Linked DNA regions of Mus musculus: region 1 is linked to region 2. Evidence: chromatin loops called from intact Hi-C (ENCODE). Cell type or tissue: left cerebral cortex. All regions are shown on one strand. Each heading gives the region's core, and the rest is flanking DNA. Links, peaks and the distances in the headings are about the cores only. Region 1 has its middle 46 kb from the start of Tnfsf15. Region 2 has its middle 20 kb from the start of Whrn.

Region 1 (5,380 bases), core at 141-5,140, 280 kb before region 2:
CTTGCCAGCCACTCAGCTGGACTTGTTCATTCAGTCTCAGTCTGTCCCTTCGCCTTTGAGCTCACACCAGACCCAAATGACCTTTTCCTATCCGTATGCACAGTATGTTCCTTCCTTGAATTCTGATCTTGAGACCTGTAGGGAGCATTGCTTGAATTGGATTCCCCTTGATTTGCTTAGAAGAGACCACAAGGGCACCTCAGTTTCCCTTGTTGTCAAATGCCTGGGTGACATGCTAAGATTCAGTAGACGTAGAAAACAGCAACTCAAGGAAGAACAGTAAGAGTGGATTCTGAGATCAGGCTCCACGAAGGCAGGTGTTCTTATGCACCATTTTGTTTCCAGCGCTCACAGAGAACCTACAACATGATAGAGTTTACAAGTACACTTGAGTGAAATTTTTAATCAAATGAATCAACATGGCAAAATGCATTTCAAGTTTAAATATTTAAGCACACATAGAGAAGTGAATTACAGTTTCAGAAACCAATATAAAATGGAGGTATAACTCCACAGAAGACAAACATTATGTGGGTTCTAGGTTCAAACTCTGAAGCCATAAAAAATAAATAAGAATTTAAAATGCAAAAGTGGGGGAACATGGAAAGAGTTAGACAGGAGGGGTAGAGAACAGCTTAGTAGTGAACTGGGGTCCCTAAGATGAGGTCCCCAGACCACACTTTGAAATCTGTTGATCCCATTTTTCCCAGTACAGGTTCTAGGCATAATCAGAGAAGTTCATCAAAAAATTCATTTCTCTGCTCTGAATAAGTTCTCTACTTTATCTCACTAGGATAAATACCCACACATGAAGATGTCATAGCAAAGAAATGGGAACAGATACTCTCAGCGTATTACAAAATACAGACCTTCAAATTCACGACTTATTTCTCTTTGCGAAACAGAATACTCATCATAGAAGCACAGTTCCTTTTAACTTTAATGTCCTATTTTCTATTGGAATGAGCTACCCAGATCAAAATGTGTTCTACCCAGACAATAGGATAACTGAAACCAGGCAGGGTGTTAGGCTCCTGTAGTTCTAGTATGAGGGAGGCTGAAACATGAGGATGAAATGTTGAGGCCAGCCTGGTTACATAGCAAGCTGCAGTCTCAAAACACAGAAAAAGAAAATAATAACCTTTAACTATCTTTTAGAGGCATTCTGAAAATTAAATACATTAATGCAAGTTGAGCACTTAGAACACTTCAACAAACGGCAAATAGATATTGTATACCACTTAAAGCACATTTAAAACAATTAAAAAGTAAATTTCTATCTTACCTCAATCCCTATAATTCAGTATGTTTTATAGGGATTTATTTGTACTTGTAATTTTAGACCTGACTTAAGACAGACTTACTATAAAAGGATGAATTAATTGAGGCATCATTACAAAGTTGCTAGTTACAAATCCAAAATGAAGCTTGAAAATCCATACTTCAAACAAGCTATGAAAATATCTCCATCCTCTTTAAGCTCCTGTGCATATAGTGTTAATTAGCCTTGCTCTAGCAACTTCTAAGTGGCAATTAAATTTAAGTTGACCTCTGGGTTAATGGCAACCTCGAAGAATTGTTAATGCTAAATGCTTACTGAGCACTGACAGATTTGGCAAGTGTGTGTGGAAATCCTCTGTGTGTAAACCTTGGGAAGAACAAAGTCAGAAAGATGTAAGTTCCTCGTCCAACTAATAGTGTTGAGCTCAAGTGAGGAATGAGGATACAGGCAGGATACTACAGATGACCAAATGATGGTAAAATCAGTTATGAAAAAGACAAAGGAAGGTCATTCTAGCTTTATGCAACTAGGAAGATTTTACCTACTTGGAAACTTTGAGAGGGAGGGTTAAAAGATGCACATGATCAAAGCAAGAAGACATGGGAAGAGGGAAATCACACTGGAAAAAGGTGGGGTTTTACCACGACAGTCTGGCATAATGAGAGCATAAGGCAACAGTGGAAAGGACTAGAAATGAATGAAGTGAGTTTACGTGCAATGTTTCATCTAGACTTCACTTACAAATCAAAACACGCCTTGGCAATAATTGAACTAAAGCTGTATCATCCATAGTTGAGTATTGTGGTAACATGAACATCATCCATTCACTCTGTGCAGGAAGAACAGAAGGAAGGCACTGGCAGGGAAGAAACCAATAAAGAGGCCATGGAAATGGTCCAAAGGGAGAGGCAGTTCATTGAGGATTCATAATTGATACAGGAAAGAAGGATGTGGTTTTCCTAGTAAAAAGAACCCAATAGATTGGGTGACAACTAGAAATCTGAGAGCATTATGTGCTGGACCAAGGCCATGTGAGTTATATAAAATCTAAATATATTTAACATAAAGAATGAAAGACAAAAATGGAAAGGAGAACAGGTTTGGGACTTTCCTGGGGCAGCTGCCTGCTAAATGCTACCCAGCTCTCCCCTAAGACTTTGGCTCCCACATTCAAGTTCACATATGGCACCAGCAGAGCACCATGAGACTGCAGAGTCACAATCCTCACCTCTGGGTTCCAAGATGGGCCACACATCAAAGCCTCGAAGACACAAGTCCTAAAAGACAAAGAGCCTTCACCCAAGGTTATTGAGGCCCCTAACCTAATAGACTTAGGAGAACACCCTCCATTGCTGTGTCCTAGGTATAGCAATAAAGGAAATGTCCTGGAAGAGTTGGCTAGGAGTGGCCCTGAGGGGTCCTGTCCTGTACAACACTTATTTGTTAAAATAATATTTGTTAAACCAATCAGTTAAAAATCGTAGGTTCCGCTGTTCTTTCTTGTGACACATCTTCCCTCAGCACTGGCATCTTTTCTCATTTTATTTGTCTATAATTAATCCTCTTGGAGTCTGCAATTAGACAGAAAATTCTCCCTGCTTTCTCTCCACATCTAACATGTAAATGTTAGCTAGCTACTCAGTAAAAGAGCGAAAGAAAGAGAGAAAGAGAGAAAGAGAGAAAGAGAGAAAGAGAGAAAGAGAGAAAGAAAGAAAGAAAGAAAGAAAGAAAGAAAGAAAGAAAGAAAGAAAGAAAGAAAGAAAGAAAGAAAGAAAGAAAGAAAGAAGGGCGGGAGGGAGGAAGGGAGGGAGGGAGGGAGGGAGGGAGGGAGGGAGGAAGGAAGGAAGGAAGGAAGGAAGGAAGGAAGGAAGGAAGGAAGGAAGGAAGGGAGAGAATCATATATCATTGTGTAAACTCAAAATAAACCCCATGCCATTAAAAATGTAGGTGTAAAATAAAGCATAAAGCAGTAAGAAACATATAAATGAATATTCATAACACCTTACAGTAGTTAAATGCTTTCTAACTATGGTGATGAATGTAGAAGCAAAAGGAAAGATAAATGGGTTCAGCTATAAAACTGTTTCCCACTTCTGCAGTAGATAATTGGAGACTGGGCCTGGAGTGGGCTGAGTTGTTGGTCATTGTCTGTACCTTTTATATGTTAGAGGATTACCTTTTCAGGTAACTCTGAAACATAGATATCCGTAGTCAAGACGTAAGGAATAAGTGAATGATAAATTAAAAAGAAAATGTATTTGCAACATCAATCAACATCAATTACAAGATACATGTTATTCCATCTATTTCGTTCTGTCTCTTAATGTGTATGAGTACCATGTATACATGTGTACAATTACATATACACATGTGTGTGCCTATGTGTCAAGGCCAGAAGACAAACCTCGGTGACCTTTGGCATTCTTCAGGAACCACTAAACTTAAGTTTTGAGGTAGAGTCTCTCATTGGCCTGGAGTCCTCTGAGTTATCTAAGTTGCATAGCCAATGAGCCCCAGGACTTGGCCTGCCTCTGCCCACTAGTTTGGGATTATAAGTATGTGTCACCATGCCAGGCTTTTTTACATGGTTTCTGGGTATTTAACTCAGGTCCTCATACTTGCACAGCAAGCACTTTAAATTTAAAGCAACTAAGTTATCACCCAGCCCATTGTGTTTCATATGTGAGAAAAAAATAAATAAATGTTTATAATATCATGGAGGATGTTGTTCAAAAGTGAGCCGACGGATCAAGTCAACCCCGTTCCTTCTTGACAACTCAGTGTCTTAACTCATGATGCCTCTTTGCCTTAGAGTCTCTACAAAATGAAAATCACCTTTTTTCAGGAAGCAATGCTGAAAAAAGATGTCTTATATCTGCAGGAAACAAGGAATCTTATTTCAAGAGTTAGAGTTATTCACAGTGTTATACAAAATAGTTTAGCAAACAACAGGCCCAATAAGTCCTAGTATTATCAATAATGGCTGCTAAGCAAGAAGACATACTAACTAATTGAAAACTGGGAAGGTAATGAGTCATTCACAAGAGTGAACCAGAAACTCAATTAACCAGATTGACTGGTAGGATGAGTGTCTAGGTCACCATCCTCAAAGAGGTGCACCATAAAATAGGATTCCCTCTCCACTCATTCATTACCAAATATTAAAAATGATAGCAGCCCAAGATGTTATCAAGAAGCCGTTTTGATGAGAGTTTTGATGGTATGAACTTCTTTGGCAAAAAAGAAGCCTGCGCTAAGAGTATTGAAAATCCAATGCGTGCCTTTATGCCCATTACAGATGGTCTCCAATTGATTGTGGATTGACTTAATGCCATAATTGACCCTGCAATTAGGCATTTCCTAGAAACTATACAGTTGGCTACCTATGTCCATGGGTTCTACAAGAGCATATTCAAGAATCAACAGATCAAAAATATCTGGGAAAAAAAATGAGTCTGCCCTGAATCTGGGCAGGCTATCTTGCAGAGCACTTACACTGCATTAAGTATTGTAAGCAACCAAGAGACTCTTTAAATTTTATAAGTTTCAGAGGTTGTATTGCAAATTTCATGCTATCTTATATAAGGGACTTAAGAAAGCACTTATTTTTGAACTGAATATTTATGGGGGATGGACATGAGTACTGTTATATTCTCTTGCGATACTGCAGAGCGACAGCAGAGTCAGCTGTGCAATCCCAGGAGCAAAGCACCTATGTTCTCAAGGTGTGGAGGTGATAAACCATGCGATGGTAAGGAAGGGCTGTTAAGAGCACTTTTCAGCTTAGATTTTTTTTTTTAATGTATGATAGGTGTTTTGCATCTCACCTCACCATAAACCCAGACACATCTGTCTTTTATTTCTAGGAATATATTCTAAAGGTAAGGGGAAGAGGGTAAATGCAGAAATATATAGCTGCAAAATATTCATTATGACATAAGCTATAACAGGGGAAGAAAAATTAGAAGTCATTGAGTAGCCAGGATCCAGGGAATTCACTGAAGAAGACAGTAGTCTGGCTATGTTTCATCTTTAGTAGGCATCATACAGTTATTAAAACAAAACTGATAGCAAGAAGAATGTAGTGTAATAAATGAT
Region 2 (5,380 bases), core at 93-5,092:
CATCTAGCTAATTAGCATTTGCAGCAAACATATTTCACTCCAGATTTATTAAGCTCCTTAAATTAGTACATCAAGGGTATCCTGAAGAGCAAGGCTGAGCTGAAGTCCTGAGTCCAGAGATTGCTCTATAGATCAGCTGGAGGGATGCAAGGCAGAAAAGGAAGAGCTGGCCCCAGCCCTATCTCAGCCAAAGGATTCAGGGAACCATGCTCTTAGAAGAAAGGGACTATGTAGAGATACACAGTTGAAAACATATGCAGTTGAGAAGAAGGAAATAGCAACCTCGGGTTCTTAAATCTCTTCATTGATTCCTCCTGCTTTCAGATAAACTTGCTTGGGTTGATGTGGTTTGTTTCAGATTCCACGCTGACAATCCTTTGTCTTCTGGGCCTCTGACAGGACCTTCTTGGAGGTCTAGGGCAGAGCCGAAAGTTCAAGTCTTAGCTTCTTCTCCTGATGCTGTAATAAAATAGTCTGATGAAGGCTGCTGAAGGGAAGAGTTTTACTCTGGCTTACAGTTCGAGGGTGGAGTCATCTCACAGAGACAGGGATGCAGCAGGCATTTGAAGCACCTGGTCCCATTGCATCCACAAGGGCGGTGTATACTAGTGTTCAACTCACTGTCTTCATTTTATAAAGTCTAAGATTCCCCCACTCAGGGAATGAGTCCAGTCACAGTTGGGAGAGGTCTCCTCCACTCCACCCCTTTTGAATAACCACTCATCCCAACTAGTGCTGCCCATACATGCACAGATAGAGGCATCACCTGGAGCATGGGAAATCTACTAGGGGCCATGTTCTTGAAGAAGAATGATTTTTTTCCATCCCCAGGCAGTTATCCACTACCAATAGCCCCTCAGGAGGGGCAGGGCCTGGAGATGATTTCCCTTATCTCTGAGGGGTGTTGGCTGGGCTGATCTTGTCTAGGTCTTGTGTTGGTAACCACAGCTGCTCTGAGTTCATGAGTGAAAGAGACCCCATCCATTCAGAGGTGGCATTTCACAGCCTTCCTCCTATCCTCCAGCTCTTACTTCCTCCTTTCAAATGTTTCCTGAAAGAAGGGAGAGGTGTTGAGGGATTGAGGAAAGAGGGCAGCAGAAGGGGGGGATGGGGGATTTACATTATTGTATTTTGTTGTATATATGTATGAAGGCTTTAAGATGATTAATAGATGTGTCTGTCAATCTCTTACTGACGTGCCCAGAGGCCTGGGCCATGGATGATTCTAGATTCTGTCAACTTGACAACTCTAACCAACACATTGGGTCACCAAGTGTCACCTTAACAAGTGGAATGTGCTTCCCCAGTGTTAGACAAGGCCTGCAGCTCAGCCTCAAGACCTCTCTGCCTGCTGCTTCTGTCAACACACAGAACCACTTCCCTGAGGTCCATCTCTACTCAGACAGGTAGTGTAGTCCTGCATCTCAGCACCCTGTTGATGCCTCCAGACAGTCTCATTATGCATCTGCTTTTTCTTGTTTAAGAAAAGCAGTTTTGTGGTCACGGAGAACTAAAATTGCTATGCTCAGATGAACAGCAAAAACTGAATGCTCTGGTTTCTCATAAAAGGACCTGCAGTTCATCATCACACTGAAATTTGCTCTTCTTCATCTCTGAAATCAAGATAACCAAAACCAGAATTCTCCCAAATACCTATGTTCTTAAAAGAACAAAGTCTGTTCCTGATGGGTGTGCTAGGCTTAGTGGCATAAGAAAAAACCCAAAACAAAACCCTAACTTAACTGGGAGCGTTTCTGCAGTTGGACCTAGGGTTATGACTTAGGCCTGCATTAATTCTTTTATTTCAGACTTAATAAGAAAAGGTCTAAGATAATCAATTCTCCAAGAGCTTAGTTCAACAGGGCTATAACACAATGATGTCTATCACTGGAATACAGGTAACATGCTTCTGGCTAGGAAGTAGCATCTCACAGTAGTTAACATTTAGGACTTCTAAGGCTAACAACCTAGCTTTGCTTGCTGGTTTTGACCTTGAAGAGCTACACGTCCTTGTTTGTGTTCCCTGAGCCTGGATCTCCTCATTGGTAAAGTGAGAAAGGAAAGCAGAGATCTGGAAGACACTCAGACATGCCTCTGAGTTGACACGTCAGGGTTGGCTGCTTCTTCACTTTAAGGAGGAGGTGATCGAAGATGATCTTCAGGAAAGCTGAGTGGGTAGAAAAGCACTTGGTGGCTGCACGGGCCAGAACAAGGGTGGCTTTTGGGAACCTGGAGTGCCTTGTTTTCGTCTCTTCATATCAAACTTCAAGACAATTGAAAAGTACTCAAATCCATCCATCCCTCTGGAGACTTGAGCAGCCTCCGTGTGGCCCACACAGAGCTCTGCAGGCAAATGGAGCAAGGAGCTTTCCTGATCTGTGACAATCACAGCCACCCTTCCTGACATGCTCAGCTTTCACACTCATGGACAGCTTGTCCTAAGTGCTGTAGCTACAAACTCTCCCTCATTCCAAGGACTGAAGACAGACCTCAGGGGCATCTTGGTGCCTGCCTTCTCTCCTCTATCCTACATATCCCATTCCTCTTTTCTGATGTCAGTTCTCTGTGCTGGGCACTGGTGGCCTGTTTTCCTTTCCTTTTCTTTTTGTTGTTATTTTGAGTCAGGGTCTCAAAACCTGTAGCACAGGTTGGCCTTGAACTCCATATGCAGGCAAGTACAGTCTTGAACTTCTGATCTTCCTGATGTCACTTTCCAAGTCCCAGCTTACACTGTGCACCACCCAGGCTTCACTGCGATCTCTCAGGTGGCAGTGACAGTGATCCCATGGCCTTCTGTTTCTTCCCTGCCTGTGTGAGAATGGCTAGATTCTACTCATGGATTCGCTCTGCTAAAAGCTTACCACGGTTCCCTACATTAACCTTACATCCAGTCTCTCCCTTTTTTCATAGAATCCAAACCTTGCAAAATCACACATCTCTCTTCCCTGACAGCTTTGTGACCAGATTCAGATCAGTGGGAAGAGGCAGAAGCCGTGGACAGGGCTTCTTGAGAAGCTGTGGTTTCCTGACGATGACAAAACAGATTCAACTGACATAAAGCACCATTTGTAACTGACCCCTCTTTCTGCCTGATGCATAGATCTGTACCTACAGGAAGGAACGGCATCCTGACAACCAGAACACAGAAAGTCCTTCATGGGGTAGATGGAGCAGGAAGCTGGCAGGTGCCCCTGATGACTTCCTGGGACAGTCACTGCAACCCAGGACCACCAGCTCCAGATTTCTTGTTAAGTGAAGAAAAGAAATCTTAATTGGATGCAGTAACCACACCCTTATTTCTACCAGTGAGGTCAGACTTCACTCTCAAGGCATAGACTCTCCCATCTCCCACAGAGCAACTCACATACCTCAGCAGGCACACAAATCCCTGGAGCATCTGACATACACCCAGAGCCTTCATCCTACCAACACAACCCCTCCTAAGTGATCCTGCAGTAGGTGCTGTGCTTGACGGTGTGTAAAGCTCCCAAGGAGAGCACAAACGTTCCACAGAGGATAAAGAGATGAACTCTGAGCTCTGCAAACCACATTTAGACAATAATTACAGTGAATATTCTTGACTCAGAAGGGATTTTCTAAGTGGCCACCACATCACCTTCAGCCTCGTCACTGGCCACTCCCACCACCTGATTTGCCTTGGCCTTCCTGCCTTTCTGAGTAACTGTTTCTGTGTTTAGAAGTCCCTTGCTGGACTAGAGAGATGGCTCAGCAGTTAAGAGTACCGACTGCTCTTCAGAAGGTCCTGAATTCAAATCCCAGCAACTACATAGTGGCTCACAACCATCCATAATGAGATCTGATGCCCTTTTCTGGTGTGTCTGAAGAGAGCTACAGTGTACTTAAATATAATAATAAATAAATCTTAAGAAAAAAAAAGAAAGAAAGAAAGCAATCCCTTGCCCTTTGCTGTACCTGGGTCCTGCCAGCTTCAGCTCAAGTATCACCTTACCTAGGAAGTCTTCCAGACTTGTCAATCACTGAGGAGCCCTTGCAAGGCTCTTGAAGACGAGGACGAGGACATGTGTATATGCTCATATTTGTATGCCCCCTGCTCATTTTGATATAAACCAGGTGGGAAAGGTAGGCAGCGGTCTTTAGGGGAACTTTAAGTTTTAATTGGTCTCATTTCAGTTCTCTTTTAATTATAACTCCTGGACTCTGCAATCTGTAGCCAGATTTAAATGTCTGCCCCAGAAGATTGTTATTTTTAGTGGGCTGTTTTCTGCTTTTTGCTTCTCATTTACATTCCAGGGATAAGAGTCAACTCTGGGCCTAAGAGAAGCCACTAGAGGGGCCCCAGCTGGAACCAGGATCGTCTCATTGAGTCGTTTAATGTGCTGCCCTGGCGCTCTAGGAAGAAAACATTCACTAGATCGTGCAGTCATTCAATTATTCACTCCCTCACTCTAGACTGACAAGAGCCTCACTGTTTCATGTAAAAGAAACAGAGCTCAGGGGGAAAGAGATGGGATAAGTCAGAGGAAAGGGAGTTGCTGGTTTGTGTAGCTGGAAAATCGAAGGTCAACTGGTGTCCTGCACCTGGGGCTTACTCTCTATCCTCAGTGACTCTCCTCTTCTTCCCTTCTTTTTGTTTTCTTCCCCATCCCACACCCTCTTCCTCTTTCTCTTCTTCTCTTTCTTCCTTCCTTCCTTTCTTTCTTTCTTTCTTTCTTTCTTTCTTTCTTCCTTTGTTTCTAGTCCTCCCTCCCTTCCTTCCTCCCTTCCTTCCTTCCTTCCTTCCTTCCTTCCTTCCTTTCTTTCTTTCTTTCTTCCTTTCTTCCTTTCTTTCTCTCTTTCTTTCTTCCTTTGTTTCTATTCCTTCCTTCCTTCCTCCCTCCCTCCCTCCCTCCCTCCCTCCCTTCCTTCCTTCCTTCCTTCCTTCCTTTCCTCCCTGCATCCCATCTTTGGCCAGGCTCTCCTTATGGCATGTAAAAGAGTATCCAGTAGCTTTAAATAAAACTTCTAGGAGCTTAGCAAACCAGGGAAGAGTTGATGTCTACTAATCATATCAGCTAGAAAGACCAAGGGAGGACTCTCATCTGCCTTATGCTTCATGTCCTTTAGTCAACACCAGTTTTAGTGGCCAGAAGTCAGATTTACTGTGCCTGGAGCATATGCTGTGGGCGGAGAGCATAAGGGTTCAATTAAGTGTAGACCAACCTATGTAAGAAACATGTGTCCCTTACTAAAGAGAATCCTGCTCCTAGAAGATGGAGGGAAGTGACTATCTTAGCTTCGTGCTGCTAAGATAAAATGCCCTGTCAATTGCAATGTAAGGGAGAGAGGCTTTATTTTGGCTTATAGTTACAGAAGGAATCAACACATCGTGGCAGAGAGGACACGGCAGAAGGCAGGAAAG

What was found. Peaks named below come from ENCODE experiments on the same cell type or tissue, not always from the same donor. Only the 100,000 strongest peaks of a DNase experiment are listed, where the experiment ranks them.
Region 1: a loop joins it to region 2, with 4 times the contacts of the local background. A loop is called at or near these places in 3 of 42 quality-filtered maps.

The regions. Positions count from the first base shown.
Region 1 is chr4:63,788,023-63,793,402 of GRCm38, reverse strand. No RefSeq gene overlaps it. Among named protein-coding and RNA genes, the nearest start is that of Tnfsf15, 46 kb to the right of the region's middle. In left cerebral cortex, for the core only: no CTCF peak of the experiment used is centred there; DNase peaks (open chromatin) are centred at 2,171 and 2,402.
Region 2 is chr4:63,512,877-63,518,256 of GRCm38, reverse strand. No RefSeq gene overlaps it. Among named protein-coding and RNA genes, the nearest start is that of Whrn, 20 kb to the right of the region's middle. In left cerebral cortex, for the core only: a CTCF peak has its summit at 2,337; DNase peaks (open chromatin) are centred at 2,168 and 4,298.